Regions from separate parts of the Homo sapiens genome. Here region 2 is linked to region 1. Evidence: chromatin loops called from intact Hi-C (ENCODE). Cell type or tissue: ovary. All regions are shown on one strand. Each heading gives the region's core, and the rest is flanking DNA. Links, peaks and the distances in the headings are about the cores only.

The links. Peaks named below come from ENCODE experiments on the same cell type or tissue, not always from the same donor. Only the 100,000 strongest peaks of a DNase experiment are listed, where the experiment ranks them.
Region 2: a loop joins it to region 1, with 2.5 times the contacts of the local background. A loop is called at or near these places in 5 of 110 quality-filtered maps.

The regions. Positions count from the first base shown.
Region 1 is chr3:149,524,938-149,537,090 of GRCh38, reverse strand. It overlaps WWTR1 (WW domain containing transcription regulator 1), which reads left to right. Exons shown (of 7, transcript NM_015472.6): 5 at 9,122-9,255; 6 at 10,966-11,078. It also overlaps the pseudogene RNU6-1098P. Among named protein-coding and RNA genes, the nearest start is that of TM4SF4, 56 kb to the right of the region's middle. In ovary, for the core only: a CTCF peak has its summit at 6,247; no DNase peak of the experiment used is centred there; H3K27ac peaks cover 4,721 bases.
Region 2 is chr3:149,589,300-149,601,452 of GRCh38, reverse strand. The region is part of intron 2 of WWTR1 (WW domain containing transcription regulator 1); the gene reads left to right. Among named protein-coding and RNA genes, the nearest start is that of WWTR1-IT1, 57 kb to the left of the region's middle. In ovary, for the core only: no CTCF peak of the experiment used is centred there; no DNase peak of the experiment used is centred there; H3K27ac peaks cover 1,099 bases.

The DNA of each region.
Region 1 (12,153 bases), core at 2,434-10,433:
GGAAATCGTAGTCACAGGTCAGACATTGAGAAACAGGCTTCTCAATGCCTGTTTATCTAAAAGAACAATTCCTTGACATGAAAACAGGCATATGGCTTTACCTGAAGAGAGTATTTCTTTTCATGTGTGTTATTCATTTAAATATAACGGTTTGGGGCCATCTTTCTGGAAGATTTTAACCTCGAGGACCAGGACCTGGAAGACGAGTAAGTGGCAAAGCCTTGGCTCCCCCTTGTCCCTTCACGGGGGCTGCCTTGTAGAGAAATCATTATTCCCAAAGCAAATTCAGCCCTGCTTTTACCCTCAACCTTTTCTTTCTTTTTTTTTTTTTTTTTAATTTGGGGGTTGGGGGACAGGAGAATGCAGTTTGTCAAACAAAAATGCTGACTAAGCCTGGCCTCGGGTCGCCGGGGCAACAGGGACGAGAAAAGAGGGAGGCCTCGGAATTCTTTTGGCAGGTCTGTGGGATTTCTGCCAGGCTTGACAGCCACCAGGCGCGGCGGGCCAGCTGGCTGACCTCGCACAGCCATCCTGACAGAGGGCTCCTGGAGGGGGACACACCTGGCTGTGAGCAGCACTGGCCTGGGGAAGGTTCTGAGGCCCCCCCCTTTTTTTTTTTGTCATGCAAAGAATAGCTATTTAGCGAGCTAGGAGAGTGTCGTATTGGAGCAGATCATGAAGCATAAATGTAGGCTATTTCATAGCCTTTGCTTCAGAACAGGGGACTATTTAACTTTTAGAAAAGCATTTCATAGCATTAGGTTTCAGAGTTGACTGGGTTAACAGAGGTCACGTAGTCTAATATTTTGTGAATCTATAAATCCCTCCATATAAGCTTGGCTATTTAAGTTCATTCGTTCATATATTTGTTTTACAAATGCTCTAGGCATTAAAAGTACAGCTGTGAACAACAGACCCCAGCCCCTTCCCTCACAGAGCTTCCATTCTAGCTTGTGTCAAGCGTTTTATTTGCTTACATGTCCCAGAAATAATCCATTTTCCAAAATGTCCCAGTGTGCCCTTGTTGTTGAACAATAGTATCAATTCAAGTCTTTTTTTTTCTTTTTCTTCTCTTTTTGAGACACAGTCTCACTTCATCACCTAGGCTGGAGTGCTGTGGCACAATCTTGGCTCACTGCAACCTTCACCTCCCAGGTTCAAGTGATTCTCATGCCTCAGCCTCCTGAGTAGCTGGGATTACAGGTGCGCATCATCACGCCTGGCTAATTTTTTGTGTTTTAGTAGAGACGGGGTTTTGCCATGTTGGCCAGGCTGGTCTCGAACTCCTGGCCTCAAGTGATCTGCCCACCCTGGCCTCCCAAAGTGCTGGGATTACAGGTGTGAGCCACTGCACCAGGCCTCAGCCTTTTTTTTTTTTTTTAAGTGAAGACAGACGAGTATCTAAATTATAATGTTTTCTTTAATGTGATTTGAAAGGACAACAGAAACCAGTTGTGGAATAATACAAATTTGCTTTATGCACTCTGAGTAAAAAGAGCAACAAATAGACCATAGATAATAATGACAAACTTAGTAAATGGCTTCCTAAAAGTATCGCAGTTTCGATTGTTCTTTTGTAGGGACAGTCTGGCAGCTGAGCATTAGTGATGAGTTGTTTCAAAAAGGCAGTCTCCGGGAAGTGTGACAGTGCATTTTAGAATCCCTTGGCACCGAATTAAAAAGAAATATACATCAGTAATTTTTTTTTGTTCCCCCCGCCGTCCCCCGTAAAGAAGGTAAATAATTCGGCATTCTCTCTCTGAAGTCCCTCAGGGTTTTGGCAGAGAAAGCAATTTCTCTGCATCCAGAATAACTATTTTAATGTTAGGATTTCAAAATACTGTCTTTTTTTTTTTCATTTTCTTTCTACTCACCCCACCCTTTATAATTAAAACAATCCAATCTTCCATGTTTGTAGAGTCCCTGGCCACACACACTTAAATCAAGCAGAGCAGCCTCTGAAGAGCTGATTGTCATTTGTTTCCCTTTTGAAGTGCATTCTGGTGAGGGCAGGAGCTGGCTGGCAGAGTGTTCCCTCAGCCAAGGCGGGACAGAGCTGCAGATGCTTTCAGCTGCCGTTTACTTTCTCACCTCCTCTGTTGGTTTATTCCACAGGCAAGCTGCAGGCCAAGGACCTAGAAGGAGAGGAGGTTTGAGGTTTGCTTCCTGGGACACCTTCAGCTCACAAATAATCATTTGTCTTTCACATCCTTACTTCTTCAGCTATTTTACACATCACCCGTCCTCCAGCTGCTAGGAAAGGGTATTTTTTAGCCCATAAATAATTACTCACTTCAGAGAGCTAGATAGTTGACCACAAACTCACCAAGAGATTCTTGAGCCCTTATTTTGCAAGTCTTTCCACCCCAAGCTTGGACATAGACAAAAATAAATTTGTTGGAGGAGGGTTGGGTCAGGGTCAGCAGGGAGAGCTTTCCTTCTGAAAAGTGCCCTTGAAATTGGAACTTGTAACTTTGCTTGATGGGTTGTGAATTCCTAGGACATGAGCTCCACTCATATACGTTGAAAACTATCATTGAATACATCCAGTTCATTCTGTTGCCCTGTTCAGGGAGGAAAACTATGTTCAGGAAAGTTAAATCGGCTGTTTCATTAAATTTCCTCTGAACTGTCTGAGGTAGAGGGGTTGGTCTTTCTATTTTATTGCTGGGAAAACAGGCTCGGAAAAGTGAAGTAACTTGCCCAGTTCTCACAGCCAGCAGGTGAAAGGGTTGACAATTTGAGGTCTGTCAACCTCAACCCTCAACTTTTCTTTCTCTGCCACACTGAGACTTTGCCACACTCTTAACTCTGAGCCTCAGTTTCCTCATCTGTAAAATGGAGACAATTGGGTTGTCACGAGGAAGAGATGAAATAACACGTTTTTCTTTTCTTTTCTTTTCTTTTTCTTTCTTTTTTTTTAGACAGAGTCTCATTCTGTTACCCACACTGGAGTGCAGTGGCACTATCTTGGCTCACTGCAACCTCCGCCTCCTGGGTTCAAGCAATTCTCCTGCCTCAGCCTCCCAAGTAGCTGGGACTACAGGCACATGCCACCATGCCCGGCTAATTTTTTTGTATCTTTAGTAGAAACAAGGTTTCACCATGTTAGCCAGGATGGGAAATAACATGTTAAAGGGCTTAGAACAGTGTTTCACACACAGTAAGCAATATGCAATTTTTAGCTAGTATCTCTGCCTCCCACACCATTTAACACTATCAGCAGCTTGTTCTGTTAACTGCGTCAATGTGCCAGGTCCATTATAAGTACGCTTTCTAATCTTTATAGCATCCCAGCAAGATCAGTCTTATAAACCACCTTTTTTTTTTCAGGTGAACAAACTGTCAAGAAAGGTTAAGAATTTAGTTCAAGATGCCACAACATGTAGTAACTGAACTGGGATTTGAACTCCAATCTTTCTGGTTCCAAAGACAGTTTTGCTCTTGTGCCATGCTGCCTTTTCGGTGCCAAGCTCTGGACCCCAACTTAAACCCCAACTACTGTTTCAGAAATCCGGTGGCTAATAGCCTGGAGAATTGAGAAGAAGGCAGTTCCTGCCCTGAACTGATAAGTAACTAGAAAGCCCTTCATCGTATCTGCCTCAAATCTAGGCTAGAAGAGATCTTCCTTCTTTCCTGTGACAGTTCATTAATAATTTGAGAGCCACTGTGTGCCCTTCTAGTCTTCCCCTGTGGTTAAATAGCCCCACTCTTCTTCATAGGATGTGATGCCCTGACCCCTCTCTATCCTGATTGGTCTCTGGTCACTCTTTGAAAAGATTTCAGTAAGATAAAGTGTTGGGTAGGGACCTGGATGCAGCCTTGCACTTGAAGGTTGATTGGAGGAAGAGGTCAGTTGGACTAGCTAGAGAAGCAATGATGACCTGCTTCTTGAGACAGAAAGCAGGTTTTGAGCTTGGTCTAGGAAACTGAAGGTTTGTTTGGAGGGCAGGGTGGACACAGAGGGGACCCTGGAAGGGATCTGTGAATATACATGTTTAACTGGAGCACAGTGGGAAATGAGTGACAAGCCAGCTTAGCGTTTGTTTTCCTGCCTCGACTAGAGGGAGCAGAGGAAGGAAGGGGTGCTGAGTGAAGGCAGCTGCACCACCGATGCTCAGCGGCAGAGGCCTTGAGTTATGCCCTCAGCCAGCCTTGACCAACTGTCACCCCTCTGTTTCCATGGAAGCTTACTTCATCCAGTGCCTGTCTTTGTCTTTGCTTCAGCTGCTTTAGTTTCATCCATTTTGACTGCTGCTGTTTGGTCTAAGTCAGACGTTTGCCTTTCATTTTTACCCACGCAAGGGTAGTGGATGTCATGTGGCAGTCCAAATCCTACTGGGTCTGGGCTTTAATTTTATACCTAAATTTAGTTTAAAACAAAACCCTCCCCTGTTTGGATGGCAACATGTTGGTGAGGTTAGCCCTTTTATTTTCAGACCTCGGGTTTTGTACAGTTTCTTTTTCTCTTTCAGTTCATGAGTTGGAATAGGGAAGTATTTTCATTCAAAAAAAGGCTAGAATTTTTAAAGTTCTAAATATAGAACTCGTATTATAAAATTTAAGTGAAGTAAAACATCTCACTACTTTCCATTTATATTCGAACAAATTTTATGTTATATAAAAATGGTTTATAAACCTCTCCTTGTTTAAAAAAAATTGTTTTCTTAGCCTTGGTGACCATTATGATGAATTTCACACTTTGGTTTAATCCCTCCAAGGTGAAAGTTGACCAGGAAGAAACCTCTCACCACTTAAAGTGGATCAGTTCCACATGACAGTGTGACTTTTAAAATTGTTTATTTTGTTTTTTTTGAGATTGGAATTCAGAAAATGAAATAATAATAATTCCTTCAGTATTTATTATGTGATCTTGAGTGCCTGGCACTGTTCTAAGCACCTTGTAGTGTTATCCCGTTTTATCATCACAGCAGCCTTCTTGGGTGGGTGCTCTTATTATCCCCACTTTACAAATGAAGAACAGAGGGTTAAATAACTTTCTGTTAGATAGCAGGACCAGGTTTCCAATTCAAGCATCTAGCTCCTGGCCACTCGGCCCTCCTGTTCATCCTATGTGAGGAGCAGGAAAGAGTGCAGCAGGACCATTTCTTGAGGATGGAGCCTGCACCTGGCTAGTTGGGTTGTATACAATAGGCTATTATTTCTCTCATATTTGTGGCTGAGGTGAGATTGCATGTTCTTAGTTTATATTTCCAAGTACCCACTGTATGCCTAGCACTGTTAAGGTAGTTGGGTACAGGAGTGAACATGACAAACAAGGCCCCTTCCCTCGTGGAGCTTACATTCTAGTAGGAAAGACAGAGAATGAAAACTTAAGTTGCACTGAAGAAAATTAATGCAGATTAAGAGACAGAAAATGACAGGGGTGAGGCCATTTTAGACAGGGGTGAGGTAGGAGCATCTCTGAAGAGATGGCGTCTGTAGGAGGCAGGCGTTAAGTGAGGGAATAAGCTTTAGGAAGACTCGAGGAACACCTTGCAAGCAGATAGAACAGTTGGCGCAGGTGCAGGAGGTGGGAGGAGCAGCAGAGAAACCAGGAGACTGGAAGGGGGTGAAGGAGGGGAGCACATCAGAGACATGGGAGGAAAGGGTGGCCAGGGCTGTTATGCAGGGTGTGGTGGTCTGCAGTGAGGACCTGCCTCTATTTACCATCCAGGTGGAACAAGAAGCAGGTCGCTTTAGAGCAGGGGGTCACGTGAGCTTCACTTTGGCTGCTATGTGGAATAACTTGTGACCTAAGAATGATTTTGGAATAATCTTAGACAAAGTGTCCTATTATAAATAATAACTTTCTAACTCAGACTGGCCTAATTTATATTTCAAAGCTATTATTCAGGCCGGGTGCAGTGGCTCACGCCTGTAATCCCAGCACTTTGGGAGGCCAAGGTGGGCAGATCATTTGAGGCCAGGAGTTCGAGACCAGCATGGGCAACATGGCGCAACCATATCTCCACTAAAAATACAAAAATTAGCTGGGCGTGGTGGCACATGCCTGTAGTCCCAGCTACTCGGGAGGCTGAGGCACAAGACTTGCTTGAACCCGGTAGGTGAAGGTTGCAGTGAGCTGAGATCACGCCACTGCACTCCAGCCTGGCTGAGAGAGTGAGACTCCATCTCAAAAAAAAAAAAAAGCAATCATTCCGGGTACATTCAACACCCTTTCTGATTTTTCTCTTATTTGTTAGTCAGTTGAAGGTAGAAAATGATACTGTGAGCCCCCTACAGACAGAAGGCGGCATTTGCCCTTAGGATGACTTGGTGATTAAGTCTTCAGGGTAGTTAGGGAAACATCAGTGCTGGAGACTAGAGCTTCTGTTCTCTTTGATTTAGAACAGATGGAACAAATGTGAAATGGCACAGTGAAACATTTCCTCCAATATAGTATAGGTTTTTCAGCTTTGGTTATCATAAATAATCCTTTAAATTTTATTTATATATTTTATTTATATATTTAGACACACACAAGCATTATTTTATGTTTTATTTACTGGAAATAGCTAGGAGTAATTTAAATTAATAGGAAAGTTTAGAACTATTTATTTTATATCTAATTTTTGATATTTGTTCTTATAATTTTATATATTATTACAGATAACAATTCATGTGTGTTATATATAGTGTATTTTTTTATCCCATGAAGTTCCAGAAATGATTCTTACCATATATAAATTTAGAACTCCTGGAAATTGCAGATTCAACTTGTATTTTTTTTTTCTTTTTTTGAGACAGAGTCTCGCTTTGTCGCCCAGGCTGGAGTATGGTGGTGCAATCTCGGCTCAATGCAACCTCCGCCTCCCCAAATTCAAGTGATTTTCCTGCCTCAGCCTCCTGAGTATCTGGGACCACAGGTGCATGCCACCACACCCGGCTAATATTTTGTATTTTTAGTAGAGACAGGGTTTCACCTTGTTAGCCAGGGTGGTCTTGATCTCCTGACCTCGTGATCCACCCGCCTCAGCCTCCCAAAGTGCTGGGATTACAGGTGTGAGCCACCGCCCGGCCTCAACTTGTATTCTTAAGACATATGTTGATAAAGTTTTTTCAATACAAAGGAATGCAGCCATCTCATCAACTTTTAAATTAAAAGTGTATTTGTTTAGAGGTAAACTCCCACATTTATTCAGAATGGTTGAAAAATGGAATATTCTAGTAAAGTTCATGTTTTTGGATAATGAGGGTTATGAGTCAAAAGATTCTTGCATTTATGGTTAATAAAGTATTAGAAATTTACCATTGATGAGATACATTTTTTCAAACTGTGGCTCAGGGTGTATGAGTGTGCTTGAGGGATGGGGACTGGTGGGACTCAGGCTTTTTATGCCAGATTCAATCCCTGTTGTTCCTTCTGAGGCTTTCAGGAAAACTTTGGTTGGATAATAAGGTTTCTAATGCACCCTGCCTGCCATGTTAAAAACAACTATCAGAAAATAATTTGATTTTTCTAGGTTTATTCAGAAGGCACTTCCAAGATTTAGATGATGAAAATCACTTTTTACCAAAAAAATCTCCAGTTTTTGGTTTGCTTTTTGTAGATTCCTGAATAAAATTTGTTAGTTAAGTATTTGATTATTTGCAATCTAGATGAACAGAAGTGAGCCAAAGACCCTTTCCAGCTAGATTTATTTCAGTATAAGTTAACAATACAGTTTTTTTTTAAATCAATCAGGTCTCTCATGGTTTGTAACAGTGCAACCAACTCTAGTAACTGAAAATTTTTATAGCCGATGACTTCACTAGGACTTGTCTAGACAGCAGCTACCCTCTAAAGTCACATCATGTTAGGGCTGGAAGAGATCTAACGAAGATACTGTAATTTAGAAGTCCTAAATGTTCTGTTTGCCATTGTAGCCATGGTTTTAGGGTTTGAGGGACAGTGAGACCAATGACTTCAGCATGGAAAGTGGGAAACTGATAGGCATAAATATGGGGAAAGGCCTAACCTTGGTTTGGGATGCAAATGTAAACATACAAAAGTATTCTCTGGAAACATCAGCAAATTTGAAAGGAATTTGATGTCTGGTTATGTTTGTCAAGATGGAGAGACTCCTGGAGATTATACCTAGAGAAAGTAGTTGCAGTCAGTAAATTTGTAGCCTTTTGGATAGACTCTTCTTAGCAATGTAATGCTAGCTTTTATAAAATAATGCTTGTATTATTTGTTTCTGCTAATGAAATCCATATGCTGTGAAACAGTTACTTGTCTGTGGGATTTGGATTGGATCTACATGGTTCCCCAACCTTCAGCATTTTAGTCAACAAAGTAGTCAAATAGATTGACTTTTTTGTTTTTTTGTTTTTTTTGAGACAGCGTCTCACTCTGTCACCCAGGCTGGAGTACAGTGTCGTGATCTCTGCTCACTTTAGTCTCAACCTCCCAGGCACAGGGCTCCTCCTGCCTCAGCCTCCCAAGTAGCACCACACCCAACTAATTTTTGTATTTTTTGTAGAGACAGGGTTTCACCATGTTGCAGGCTGGTCTCGAACTTGTGGGCTCCAGTGATCCGCCCACCTCGACCTCCCAAAGTGCTGGGATTATGGACGTGAGCCACCACCCCTGGCCACTGATTGACTTTTTAAAGTAAACTTTCAACTCATTGTTTTGCTTTCCTGTCTGTAAACATAAAACTGCCAGATGCAATTTAATGTAGAGCCTGGACTCTGTAATTCCACAGTTTTACTGGCCTGTAAGTGGCAAAGACCAGAATGTACTTTATAGTCCAGAGGAGTCTGATTGCTTTGATTGATGTAGATTTGGTTTGAGAACCTGAGATAGAAAAAGCCTTGTCTCTGACAAAGTGTTTTGAGAGGGCTTTCTATGATTTGGGTGTTTAAATAATTGCATGGGTGGGATGATTGCAACATTAAGTGCCCTTAGATCAAATAATAGCTGAGCTTCCCATTAACTTTGTGAATGTGAAGTGACTTATGTCTGTAAGACTTTCTTCGGAGAAAGAATACTAATGGTTGCCTGGTGATTTTGACTTGCTGGGAGTAAATACACAGTGCTTTGTATTTGGTGAAAAGTTTTGATGTGAAGTACACTTTGCTCCATGCCTTGTGACAATGAGTGCATGACTCTTGCTTCCCATTCTGACTGTAGGAAGCTGCCCTCTGTCGACAGCTCCCCATGGAAGCTGAGACTCTTGCCCCAGTTCAGGCTGCTGTCAACCCACCCACGATGACCCCAGACATGAGATCCATCACTAATAATAGCTCAGATCCTTTCCTCAATGGGTAAGTTAATATTTGGGGGCCACTTATTTTTATTCTCTTTATTATGTGATCTAGACTATAATAGGATCTTTGTTTACATTGGGAAGAGGTGGGGAGCTTGAGGGTTGAGGGTGAGAATAAAGGGAGGAAGTGGGAGGAGCTGGCAGAAAAAAGAAAAGCAGGGGAAATCATCTGCCTGTTAAAAAATTTCCAAATTAAAAAATTGGTGATAGGACGTAGAGTAAACCCCTAGTCAAGAATTTGAAAATGGGCATGAACTTATATTTTTAAACATGATGGTGTCGTCTAGTACTTATACTTGGAAGAATCTTCTGGTTTTATGTAACCAACAGGGGATAAAAGCATGCCATATGGCAAATTGAGAACAGAACAATTAAGAGATTATGTTCGGCCAGGCATGGTGGCTCATGCCTATAATCCCAGCACTTTGGGAGGCCGAGGTGGGCAGATCACCTGAGGTTGGGAGTTCGAGACCAGCCTGACCAACATGGAGAAACCCTGTCTCTTCTAAAAATACAAAATTAGCAGGGCATGGTGGTGCATGCCTGTAATCCCAGCTACTCGGGAGGCTGAGAATTGCTTGAACCTGGGAGGCGGAGGTTGCAGTGAGCCGAGATTGCACCATTGCACTCCAGCCTTGGCAACAAGAGTGAAACTCCATCTCAAAAAAAAAAAAAAGAAAGAAAAGAAAAGAGATGATGTTCAGGGTGAAATGTGAATAAGATCTATAGTTTAGTAAATAATATTCTACAGTGTCAGATTTCTGATTTTGGTAATTGCACTATGGTTATGTAAGATGTTATCACTGGGGAAGCTGGTGAAGGGTACATGGGAACGCTCTGTACTCTTGTTGCGTCTTCTATGTGAGTTTAAAATAATTTCACAATTTAAAAAGTAATTAAAACAAAGGAGCAAAAGGGAAAGAGAATTTAGCCAGAAATATCTTCATGAGCAGAAGTAGTTTTTAAATCAAATAAAAAGGGCAATTCTGTATTTCCTGTGCCTTTTATTCTGCCCTTGCAGAGACGTCTGGCAAACAAACAATACAATTATGAACATTATTAAAGATAGAGATAAAAACAAATAGTAGCTGAAATAATAATTAATGGAGGTTTTAAATTGTTGATTTTAAAGTATTTGAAACACAGAGAAGTACAAAGAATAACATGAATTACCCATGTACCCACTACCCAGATTTGCCATAGTTTTATTTAATCTTACTTTTTAACAAATAAAATATTACAATTAATATTTGAAGCCATCCCCCCACCACTGAAATCTCGTTTCTTTTCCCTTCTGTCCCCAGTGGTAGCCACTATTCAGAAACTGGCGTGTGTCCATCACACAGACTTTTATACCCCTTACTGCCCGTTAGTGTATGTATCCATAAGCAATATTCAACATAGTTTTTGTTTTTTTTTTTTAAAGTTTTACATAAATGGTGTCATACTCTGTATGTTGAAGAATGTTCAAATGGTTATTTTGAGGTGAAAAGGAAATCAATGTCAATTTACTGTGAATGGCCACACATGATTATTTTCATTTTCATGAGGGTATGTATTTCAAAATTAAAACTTTCCTTCCTCCCTAACCTGGAAAGTTGGGCAGCATGGCACAACTGCACTAGTTTAGAGCTTTTGTGACTGTGTTTTAATTTTGAGATTTATTTAGTGGGCTCATATTGAAGTTTCTTCATCTTTTGCTTTGCAGAGGGCCATATCATTCGAGGGAGCAGAGCACTGACAGTGGCCTGGGGTTAGGGTGCTACAGTGTCCCCACAACTCCGGAGGACTTCCTCAGCAATGTGGATGAGATGGATACAGGTAGGAGCAAAGCCTGCAAGCACTTACAATGGGTTTGTGTTTTTTAAATGATCTCTTCGGTTATCTCAATTTTATTTTTCTTTTATTTTATTTTTATAATTTCAACTTTTATTTTATATTTGGGGGTACATGTGCAGGTTTGCTACATGGTTATGTGATGCCGGGGTTTGGGATACGATTGCTCTCGTCACCCAGGTAGTGAGCATAGTACCCAATAGTTTGTTTTTCACCCCTTGTTCCTCCCCACTCCCAGTAGTCCCGAGTGTCTGTAAAAATGTTGAAAAAAAAAAAAATGGAATGCTTCATGAATTTACATGTCATTCTCATGCAGGGGCCATGCTAATCATTCCAGTTTTAGTATAGGTGCTGCCAGAGCGAGTACGGTCATCTCAATTTTAAAATCCAACCAGAAACACTCAATCTCAACGACAACATAAAATAACAGCTGAAAAGCCACTGAACCCCCAGGCACTATTAATAAACTGTAGCCCCTTCCTCATAGATTATACAAGTATAGTTTTACATCTGGGCGCAGGATTTTAAATTCTGTTGTTTTTTTTTTTTAATTCATCTTTGCTCCATATAGTCCCTTCCTCACAATTGCATCAAGACACCACTGTTTGTTTGCCATGTTTCCACATTGGGGTATTTATGCTGTTCTAGTTTTTAGTTGTAATATATGGGCCACCCTTTCTCCTGGAAAGTGACACTGGTTTATAGTTCTAGTATCCAATTTTTTTCATGTCATTCACTGCATTTGAAAAGCAATTGGCAGTGGGTATTTGGAATGCTGAGCAACTCAGAGGATTCAAAATTGTCACTTCCAAGTTCCAACATGGTAACGACATCCTCCCTCAGGAATTAAAGAGAAGAGAGTCAGGGTTACTCTTACCTTGTCCCCAGCCTGTGCATCCTTCAGGTCCAGCCTCACCAGGCTTCCCGATTACCTTTCTTTTTCTCCTTTTCTCAAGGAGTGAGACTTCCAATTGCAGAAACTGAAGTTAGTCTTATTAGCCTTACCTAGACTTAATTATGAAAGTCATAAACTCTAAGAAGATATTCTAGAACCAAAAAT
Region 2 (12,153 bases), core at 2,841-10,840, 64 kb before region 1:
GCTGAGGCAGGTGGATCACTTGAGGTTAGGAGTTCCAGACCAGCCTGGCCAACACAGTGAAGCCCCCTCTTTACTAAAAATACAATAATTAGCCAGGTATGGGGGCTCACCTGTGTCACCTGTGGTCCCAGATACTCAGGAGGCTGAAGCACTAGTATTGCTTGAACCTGGGAGGCAGAGGTTGCAGTGAGCTGAGATGGCTCCATTGCACTCCAGCCTGGGCAACAGAGTGAGACTCTGTCTCAAAAAGAAAGAAAAACTATAAAAAATTATAAAATATGCATCTACCTCTTGAAATTGATACATTTTTGAATTTGGAAATGTTGAATAATTAGAGCCTGAGCATAGGTCTATGTTTTGCTAAGATAATGTACTTGGGAGGGTGGTTAAAATAGTCATTAATTTTGGTCACAAATTTAAACAGAGCTTGCTTGACAGGGACAGCTTCTCTCTGTTTCATGCAGTGTCATTTGGAGTGGCTTGACTGGGGGACAAGGGATTAATTTTCAAGGGGGCTCACCCACATGACTAGCAAGTTGGTGTTGACTGTCAGCCAGGCAACATTTTCTTTCCAAGTGGGTCTCTCTACAAAATGCATGAGCTTCCTTATGGCATGGTGGCTGGGTTCCAAGAGTGAGCATTCCATGAAACAGAAAGTAGGAGCCATGAGTTGGTGCCGGAAACTGGTACATCATATTTACCATATTCTATTGGTCAAGCAGTTGATAATGTGAATTTTAAATAGGAAATTTTATGACTCATGGAAAGACTTTATTTGGATTTCATTTAATGTATCAAATGGGTACCCCAGGGTGGCTATTGCCTTGAGGAAGGTGCTTTATTTCCACTAATGTATAAAGGAAGGTGCCAGGCCCATGAGGTACAACTAATGCTTATTATCAATTTTATTTTATTCTTCCCCTTCAGGTGAGTGGAGTGAGTGTCAAGGACAGAGGACTGAGGTCCCAGCTTGAGGTGCTTGGAGGGACAGAGAAGAATCAGGGTGAGGAAGCTGTCAGGCTCCTCTTTTCCCTTTTGGCCCTGTGACTTTATTAGCTTAACTAATACTTCATAGTGTTTGCTATGTACCAGGCACTTTACATATATTAACTCAATTATATTCCCATCGGGGACTGTGTTACAGGTAGAATCTTAATTAAAGCTACTGCTACTGATTCTTAATAATGGCATTACTTGAAGAGATTATTATTAATAGGCCCTTGCCCCATTTGATTACACTGTGTGATATACAGTTGTCCCTTGGTGTCCGGAAAGGATTGGTTCCAGGACCCTGGAAGATACAAAAATTTGACGACGCTCAAGTCCTTTATAGACAATGTCATCATATTTGCATAAAGCCTATACACATCCTCTCTTATACTTTAAATCATCTCTAGATTTACTTATAATACCTGATAAAATGTAAATGCAATGTAAATAGTTGTTATACTGTATCATTGTATTGTTTTTTATTTGTATTCATTTTTACAAATTGTTGTACTATCATTATTTATTTTGAATATTTTCAGGCCAATGTTGGTTGAATCCCAGGATGTGAAACAGGTGAAGATGAAGGGCCCATTATATACCTTGTCGCTATTTAAAGATGTCTCAAACTCTTGGAATTTTGATGTTTTTGAACATGTAACTTAATGGATCCTCCTTCATATTATTGTAGTTTCTCTTAATACTAAAGTAGATATTATTGCCTTGGTGTATTTTACTTTTAAGTTTAAAAAATTTTTGATTTAATGATACTCTTGAGGATTTTAGTTTGGGATATTACCACTGTCAAAGCTGGCAGGTTCTTCACTTGATTAAGTCTTATTTCCACTCAACACCATTTAAGTAGTTTGAGACTGGTTATAATGAGCATTGGTACAGGACTGGCCCCTCTTTTCAGTCAAGGTCAGTTGGCAACAGCTATACACTGTTTCTTTATTTTGGAAAGGTTTTGCTTGCGCAAAGACTTACTCTTTTAACCAAATCCTGCTTTTCATCTGTTTTTGATGGCAACAGACCATATTTCCCAGCCATTTGCAAACAGTGCCTGTCTGGCGGGATTTCCTGGACACAGCCCTTGACAACCATTACTGGCCAACTTTTGAACTTCAGTGTTTAACCTGGTTATTTGTTCTGTGTTTTCTGCCATGGGCCATGGGAACCATAAGCTTATCCTTTTGAGACTAGCAGAAGGTCCAAGAACAATCCATTTGCTAATTGGACCCATTGCTTTCCCCAGCCCATTAACCTTCATGAATCAAATCTTCCTTCCAATATCCAGCTATTCATCTACAAGTCAGTACTATGCAGAGTGATACTTTCTAACCAAGGTGCCTATGGTAGACCTTGGTCATTGCCATTTTGGAATCTTTACCTTATGGACTGATATAATCCAAACATGTCAGTGTGTCATAAAAATTGGTTGGCCAATTAAAGATAATTTGATAGTGCAAATATCATTAAAATTGTTCTTATGTACAAATAATAATTTAAAAATCCATATATAATGACTTACAAGTAATAAGGCCGTACTTTTTTCACTCTAAAAAAAATAAGCAAATGATAAAACATTCATGCTCTTTGACCCAGTGGTACTGATTCTGGGGCTCTAGCCTAAAGAAATAACTCAAAACATTGAGAAAAGCTTATGCTTATGGATGTTTGTTGAAGCATTATTTGTAATGAATAAAGAAAAATATAAATATCTAACAGTAAGGAATTGTTAATTAAATTATGATGTTGATGAAAGTTTTTAACGGCATTTGAATATTGTTATGATGTTAAATGAAAAAAAAATGGAATACAGCATTTTCCACAATATGGTCACAGCCATGGAAAAAACATGCATTAGAAAAAAGACAGAAACCAGCCAGGCACAGTGGCTCACGCCTGTAATCCAAGCAATTTGGGAGACACTAGGAGACACTAGAAAGAAGATTAAAGAAAATTTCAAGAGTGCTTGGCTTGAGTGCCAGTCAGACTTGGGTCCAAATTCCTACTCTTTTACTTATGAGCTATGTAGCTTCAGGCAAGTCTTTTAAACTTTTGAGCCTCAGTTTCCTCATTTATAAGATGGGGATAATAATTTTTCCAGGATTATTGTGAGTATTAAATGAGATAATGATACAAGTAAAATTCTTGATAATCTATAGGCAACCAACAGCTGGATGGTGGCAAGTACTAATTCGTAGCTTCAAGATGTTCTCAGTTGTATTCTTGACTTTGGCATTCTTCTGTTACGTTTGCACTGATTTTTGACATGCTGCTAGGAGACAGGTAATGTGAAGGATCTATTGGGGGGTTTGCCTTTACGGCTTTTCTGGTACATTGTAGGTCAAACACCAACACCTGTGTTAGGCCCTGTCACATATTCAGGGACCTTCACTGTTCACCTGAGCTTAACCAACAACACTCACCTGCAGGCATGCACTTGAGTACAGATGCTGCTTGTTTTGAGTGAAGCAGATACAGAAAATCTTTAACTACAATCCCATTTATAAAAGGGTGGAGCTTATTTCTTTTAAAAAATAATCATTCCAAAAAGATTTGCACAGAATTAATTTTCAAAGGGTGACCTCTCTTGTGCATTTAAAATGTGATTCAAGCAAACCAAACAAAAAAAGGATTCGGCCTACACTTTCAGTGGCACGAAGTAAAGTGCACTTGTGTCCAAGGTTGGACTCCTTGCTTTTCTTCCAAGCATCTTTCCCAGTCTCATCATTTACTAGTTTATATTTTAAACTTAGCTTCAGAATGCTTATGCTGATGTTAATGAGTCTATCTTCAAATGCTATTTTAGTTTATCTTTTTTACTTTATTTTATTTTTTTTTGAGACAGGATCTCACTCTCACACAGCTCACAGCAGCCTCACCCTCCCTTGAGCTCAGGTGATCCTTCCACCCCAGCCTCTCGAGGCACTGGGACTTCAGGTGTGCGCTGCCACGCCTAGATAGATAATTTTTCTTTTTTTCTTTTTTTTTTCCTTCTTCTTCTTCTTCTTCTTTTTTTTTTTTTTTGTAGAGCTGGGGTTTCACCATGTTGCCCAGGCTGGTCTCGAACCTCTAGGCTCAATCTATCACCCATCTTGGCATTCCAAAGTGCTGGGATTACAGGCTCCTGGCCTATTTTAGTTTCTCTCTGTTCTTTATAGTGGATCCTTAAGGCATAGAGAATTTTAGGAAGAGTATGAGCATGGAATAGTAAAGTCATTGTTGTCAGCATACGACAGAGGGAAAGTCACTGAGTCTTTTTGATCCTTGGCTTCCTTATCAATAAAATACTAATATTGGCACTGTTTACCTAACAGTTATTGTGAAGCCAAATCACAATAGCTAACATTTATTAAACAATTATGTGTTCTAGGCACCATGTTAAGAGCTTTGCATGCTTTATTAACTTTAATTTCAGGGTAACTTTATGGAGTAGATCATTGTGTCCTAATCATAATGGTAGCTAATATTTATTGATAGTTTTCTATCTGCCAGGTTTTGTTCTAAGGTCTTTGTGTGTCATAGATATTGGTAGAAAATGGAGGCACCAAGAGATTAAGTAATTTGCCCAAGTTAATTTAAGTAGAAAGTGTAGGAGCTACTATTGGAACACAATCTGATTCCAGACGTCTTAACCACTGTGCAATATCTCCACTGTATAGATGTAGAAACTGAGAAATAGAAGCACAGTAGCTTATCCAAAGTCACACAGCTAGTAAGCGGCAGATCTTACCTTCAAACAAGATTCGCCATTGCGCACATCATTATCTGTTATGCAACATGGCTTCAAAGTCTGAGTGATGGCACCAGGTACTGCTCTGAGTGCTCTTCAGCCTCTGTCCTCAGAGTCAAGAAAATGTGTACCAGTGGCGGGTCCACTAGAAGATCCACTGCACTACGGCTGTTGCCTTGTGTATTCAAATCCACAGTTCCTCATGTCCTGAGGTCAGCGAGCCACAGAGAAGTGGGCTCACCTTTTCTAACTTAATCAGTGCACTGACAGAGGAACAGGTTACAGAGGGATTTCTCTGGGAAAGCTGTGGTGCCAGGGCTTGCTTGTGCCCAGCAAGGGAATTAGAAATGCCAGGGCTAATTCCCCAGTGGAGAATGATTCAGAAGAAAAATGAATTCCTGAAGGCTGTTGTGTTATCAGTGCCAGGTCTGAGAGAGCAGGGCAGGAATATGATGGCTTGTCTTTGGAAAACATCCAAACAACTTTCAGTTTCAGAACAGACTTCACTACTTCTCTTAGAACACTTACTGTCCTTTACTGTAATTTTTGTTATAACTGGAGGATAGAAGGAAATATGCTATTTGATTTTATGTACAAAGAATTTTGAGTCCATTGAGCTAATAATGTCTCCCAAGACAATACCAGTTTATGGAGAACTTGGTTTTTTGTTTTTGTTTTTGTTTTTTTTTGAGAGATGGAATCTCACCATGTTGCCCAGGCTGGAGTGCAGTGATGTGGTGATCTCTGCTCACTGCAACCTCCACCTCCCGGGTTCAAGCGATTCTCCTGCCTCAGCCTCCCGAGTAGCTGGGATTACAGGTGCGTGCCACCATGCCTGGGGTAATTTTTGTATTTTTAGTAGAGATGGGGTTTCACCATGTTAGACAGGCTGGTCTCGAGCTCCTGACTTCAGGTGTTCACCTGCCTCGGCCTCCCAAAGTGCAGGGATTACAGGCATGGGCCACCGCGCCTCGCCCAATTATGGAGAAATTTGAACCATAATATGAATGTTAATTTGGGAGGAATTCTACTGCAGTTCATTTTGGAAACTTGAACCAAGTAGGAAGGATTTTATTGTTAAAAAAATCTGATCACATTTTATGTAATAAAATGTCAAACATGCAAGGAGAGAGTAATAGGGTAATGACCCACCATATACCCCTTGCCTAGATTTAAGAATTGTTAACATTTGGTATATTTGTTTAATATGTTATTTAATAGTAGTATTTTCAAGCAAATAAAATATATGATATTTTACTCCTAAATACTTAAATAGTTGCCTCTAAAAAAGAAGAACATTTTCTTACATAACAAAATTACTATTTACATGTGTGACAAAATCAACAATAACCTATTTTTTTCTTTTGTTTTTGAACATTTTCAAACCTGAAAAAATGTTGAAAGAGAGTTTGCTCTTTATCTAGGTTCAGCAATTGTTAACCTTTTTCCAAAAGAAGTTATAGGCAAGGCTGGGCGCGGTGGCTCATGCCTGTAATCCCAGCACTTTGGGAGGCCGAGGTGAGTGGATCACGAGGTTAAGAGATTGAGACCGTCCTGGGCAGCATGGTGAAACCCTGTCTCTACTGTAAATACTAAAATTAGCTGGGCGTGGTGGTGCATGCCTGTAGTCCCAGCTACTAGGGAGGCTGAGGCAGGAGAATCGCTTGAACCTGGGAGGCAGAGGTTGCAGTGAGCCAAGATCGCGCCACTGCACTCCAGCCTGGCAACAGAGCGACACTCCGTCTCAAAAAAAAAAAAAAAAAAAAAAAAAAAAAAGTAAAAAAGAGGTTATAGGCAATATGAGATTTTCCCTAAGTACTTTAGAATGCATTTCCTAAGAATAAGACATTCTTTTATACCATAACAAATTCTATTATTATACCCAAGAAAATTAACCTTAGTACAATAATATGACCTAATATTTAGCCCTTATTCAAATTCCCCCAGTTGTTCCAAAAATGTCTTTTGTAGCTCTGTGTGTGTGTGTGTGGTGTGTGTGTGTTTGTGTGTGTGTCTGTTTTCCCCAGTGCAGGATCCAATCAGATTCACATATTGCATTTAGTAATAATTATGTTTCTCCTGATTCAAAAAGTGTCTCTCCCCTTGACCATTTTGTTTGTTTTTCGTCTTAACCTGTTTTGAAAAAAACTTTAGACCACTATCACACACGATGGGTTCTTTATGATTAAATTAGGTTAAAATTTTTCACAAAAATACAGCATAAATGATTTTGTGAATTTCTTATTGTATCTTATCAGGATAGAAGCAATAATTTCTTAAAATATTATTTAATATCCAGTACATATTCAAATATTCCTAATGGTCTCAGATGTGTTTTTTTACATCGGCTTGCTCAAACCAAATATTGTACACCATTTAAAAAAAATCGACATAGAAAAATCAATTACAGTCTTTTTGAGGGGGAGGGGGAACTCCTAAACCAGAATAAGTTCAGAGAGGCCCCCTGACCACAGTCTTAATTTCTATTCCTTGTAAATGCCTCAGAGTAATTCTTAGGCTTCTGCTATATGGAAACTACATCCCTTTGTCTTTTATACAAATTACTTGAAAAAAATGGAGGTAATTTCTCTTGATTACTTTAAGAAATGAAGTAGAATTTTTGTAGAACAGTATACAAACCATAAATAAACGGCTTGATGAATTTGCACAAATTGAACACACCCACGTAAGCAGGTCTCTGACCCAAGAAACAGGATTTTTCCCAGCTCCAAAAAGCGCCCCTTCCAGATTCCCCAAGGGTACCTACTCTAACATCCAGCGTCATGGGTTCATTTGCCTTATGCAAATTTCTTCTCTTTCCCTGAAAAAGGAAGCACGAAGTAGAGAAGCCATACAAAATATGTATATTTTAATTAGGTATTTTGAAAGCCCACCTTCAAAGACATTTTAAATGATATACTGTATATATTTTCACACAAAATAATTCCCACAACAATGTTTTACATAATGGTTTCATTCAATGGCTCCCCCTGCTTCCCTAGAATTGGGATTTCATCCAAAACACTAAAGGTTAAGTTATCAATAGAACTCAAAGAGCATTTTGTTTCCATTTGTATAAGTCGTTTAATGTTTTTTAAGTCCACGCATGTGTTAACAAAGGAGGCAGTCAATTACAGGGGAGCTTAGCAAGGCATTCTTAGAGTTCTCTTCAGTGGTGAGCAGTGTCGAAGTGGAATCAGGAAAAGAGCAACCCTTTTCACTGAAGGAAATTATTTTAATTAGTAATTCTCAAAGGGTAATAAACAGTCAAATATTTCTGAAATCTCCTGGCTTTGGGGCAAGTAATTACAATGAGCATGCAATTAAAAAAAAAAAAAGAAAGAAAACTAAGACGAGGGCATGTACAATCAATTAAATAGAAGTAATTACATTATGAGGGCTTCATGAGTAGTGTACGGTGCATTAACATTGTGGAGACAAAAGCCACCAGACAGCACATTGTATGTGCAAGTCTTTTGAATCTGAGGTTGGTTTTCATGGTCTTCTCGATTCTACGTTGTGGGGCTCTGCCACTGGTAGTCGGTAACTTTCTAATGCACTGAACTGGCAGGAGTGATGGCAGCATGCCTATTTGTGGTGTCTAGGGAAGCCTTCTTAAATCATTGGTATGCCCAGCCTAAATCAGATCACGCGGATCCTGCAGTCGGTATCTGGGTGATACTGTGATTGGTACATGAGTGTAACTTGGCTCGGTGTGCCTGGAGTTTTTTTTAGCAGGGATAGGAATCTACCATCTCTGGTGTGTTTTTCAATGTGGCATGCCCCAGTGACATTAGTGGAGAAGGGACTTGCTAAAGTTAGAAAGTAAGATTGAACAGCTGGGTTCAAGGCCTTATACTAGGTTCCCACCAGCTGTTTCAAAGGGATGGAGAGGAGCCACCCAGAGTGCTTTGCAGCAGCTGTGACCCCGAACCAAGGGAAGCTTTATTTCGAAAGCACACTAAGAATAGATACAGGCTCCTGATTTTAAAATACAGCGGACGATTAAAAGCTTTCTGGGTATAAACAGTTCAGGTCACTTTTTAAAAACACAAGTTAATTTCAAGCTATATGGAAATTTACATGTGTGTTTTACATATGTATATATATTTATACACATACATATATGCCTGTATATATATATTCTGATATATGCCGATTAATCTCTCTAATCTATATTAGCTCTGCTTTGAATGAACTTTGTCGTTGGGATGCTTTGGCATCAGGGCTTCATAGCATTGTACTTACATTTATTCAGTGCCTTTGGATAGGAACGCCTGTAGTTTTTTTAGTTCTGGTCAGTTGGGTATAAAATATTGCCATAGTGTCAGAAGCACAGTGTGTGTTCAGACAATGCTGTTGAATCTGAAGTCATGCTTGTAATAAATACCATAAATAGTATATTTTGCAACTTCTTAAAATGTATTCTATAGGATAGTAATAATTAAGTGAAAAAAGTTACACATAAAATGAATTACAGAAATGTGGGATTAAGCTAATTGAAAACTAGAATCTTTTATATGCATATGTATTGTATAAATATTAGGAGAGGAATATAACATTCAGTGTTTTCCATACTTATTTGATAACAGAACCCTTTTGGGTGCAGGGGTGAGGGGGATTATCTTCTAGGACTGATGTTTTATAGAACATCATTGAGGTTACCTTGCCCCATAGCTGTGTCTCCTCACAGTCTGGTTGAACCTGAAAGCATTTGTTACCGGAGAAGTAGATTTTAGGTGGAAATACCAGATGCAGTTGGCAGAATCAGAAGTGTCTCTCCCTTTGCTGAATTCACAATGACTTTGTATTCACTAATTCTTTCTCCTACCCCCTCCCGCAATGTTTCTCACATTTGGCAACATATGATAACATTTGTACATTTTCCCGCACTTTTGTATTAATATATTTATTACGGGTCTGAGTATTTAAACATGAACTTTTTTCTCAAGTCATTTAAAATGACTACAATTCCTAACCCAGAATGAAATGTTTCTTCTAATATAACTATTTTTAATTTCAGAATACATTGCAAAAATGTTTTTTGTGTAAATGTTTTAAAACATAAGATATTATCATGAAAAGGTAATTTCTTAGAAAAATTGGAATTTATCTCTACTACTTTTTTTTGTTTAGAGAAAATTTAGGAAAAGTGAATGTACATCTTGAATTTTAGTTAAGTAATTACAGTTATATAGTCAATTATAAAGGCTGGTTACATAGCTTATTATAGACTGAACACATTTTATACAACAGCCCTATTTGAATATTTTCCCTAGTTATTAAAATAATGAAAACATTAATAAAAACTAAAGGCAATATGATATTAAAAGCATTAATAAAAATGGAAGGCAAGTTAGGCTAAAGTTACTATCAGAGACTGGCTTCTGAAGGAACAGGTTTTGGCTTTCCAAGTGGCAGGGCCTTAAGAATCACATCCCCAGCTCTGGCTTAGGGTTCCAGCATTGCTCATGGCATATTCAGCTGTTGCCTTGCATCTCCAAATCTATCTTCAGAGTCCTTTTACCTCTTCCTTTTAGGTCATAGTGGAGAGTTGGCGTTCCGCTTTGTATTTATGTTTTTTTAAGTAGTATTTGTATTTCTTTCTTTCCTTTCTCCCTAACAACTACAGGATCACATGGACCTAATTTGTTTTATTGTCACAAGAGTCCCTTTTCTTGACAGGATATGCCTAATTAAAACCAGGGTGTTAAAAAAAAAAAAAAAGCTAAGTTTTGCAGGCAAGTTGACATACTGTGTGACTCAAGGGTTTCAGGAGGGACAAGGAGGGATGGTGGTGTGTTATTGAAGCAAGAGGAGGACCAAGCCTGCAGGAGATATTGTTCCAGGACAAAGTCAGGCTATCAGCAGTGCTGACGGTCCACCTCCCCTTTTCCTTCCTTCCTAATGGCCCAAGTTATGCACGTCAGCCTCTTTGGGTTCACAAGGCAGTATTGTATCATGGAAAAAGCCCTAGACCTTATTATGAGAACAAGATTTGACTCTGCTCTGCCACATGGAAACTAAGAACTTATTAAGTAGGTTTACTTCACCCAACTCTGTTTCTGTATCTTTTTTTTGAGACGGAGTCTCCCTCTTGTCACCCAGGCTGGAGTGCAATGGCATGATCTCGGCTCGCTGCAACCTCCACCTCCCGGGTTCAAGCGATTCTCCTGCCTCAGCCTCTCGAGTAGCTGGGATTACACCCGCCACCATGCCTGGTGAATTTTTGTATTTTTAGTAGAGATGGGGTTTCACCACGTTGGCCAGGCTTGTCTGAAACTCCTGACCTCAGGTGACCCGCCTGCCTCGGCCTCCCAAAGTGCTGGGATTACAGGTGTAAGCCACCGCACCCGGCCCATTTTTATTTCTTAAAAACAGAGATTAGTAAGCCTGTTATGTAATGATCAAGTTAAGATCATTTTTGAAGCCATAAAATGGTATATAAATGTCAACTATTATTATCAGACATTAACAGCATGGTTATTGTGAATATTATGACTAATAATTAATATGAATAATTATTATTGTAACTATCATTATTACCATGATTGTCATTATTAGGAATATAAGTAGCAATTCATTCAACATACATTTATTATTTAGTGTCTATTGTATGCTAGATATGGTGGACTTTCAGGACCCATGGTGTATAGTACCTGGTAGAGGCTCAGCCGAGCAGTTTGCAGAATCAACAGGAATGAATTGAGAATGACTTAATTTGTTTAATAGAATGTGACAGCATTCTCTAGAATTTGTTCCTTTCTGGGGCAAGTAAGGAACAAATCTTCCTAGATTAGTTTTATGAGTACTTACAGATAAAAACATATATGATGTGAATAAGATTCAACTGTTATATTTGATACCTAGAAGCAAAATGATTTGTCGAAGTAAACCCATTAAATATGTTCATTCATTCATTCATTCATTCCTTTAATTCAGTCACTTATTCTATGAGTAGTTTTTTAATGTCTGCTGTGTGTAAGGCCTTCTGCATTTAGTCCATAGTTGGGGCTACTGAGAAGTTGAAAGCTGCTTTAAAGTCTCCTTTCATTTTAACACCATTAAAAAAAAAAAAAACTCATGGAAAGGAAAAATCTAAATGTATCCTGTAAAGAAAATACCATTTCCTCTGGTAATTATGATGGTCTATATCCTGTTTAACTCATTGCACGGGGTTCCTCTCCAAGTCAATGAGGATTGCGTAAAGAGTCTGAAGGCAGGATGTGCCTCATAGTGGGATGAGAAGGAGCCTTGTGGCTGGTCGTCAGACTAAATTTAAACCATTATTTGTTGTGAATATATGATTAACGTGGGGGTTAAAAATGAAAAATACAGCTGCAAGAGTAGGTTTCTTCCTTTGATAAAAACAGAAAAAGTCAGGAGGGACAAGAAGAAAACAAACACAGTTACGTGAGGCATGCATT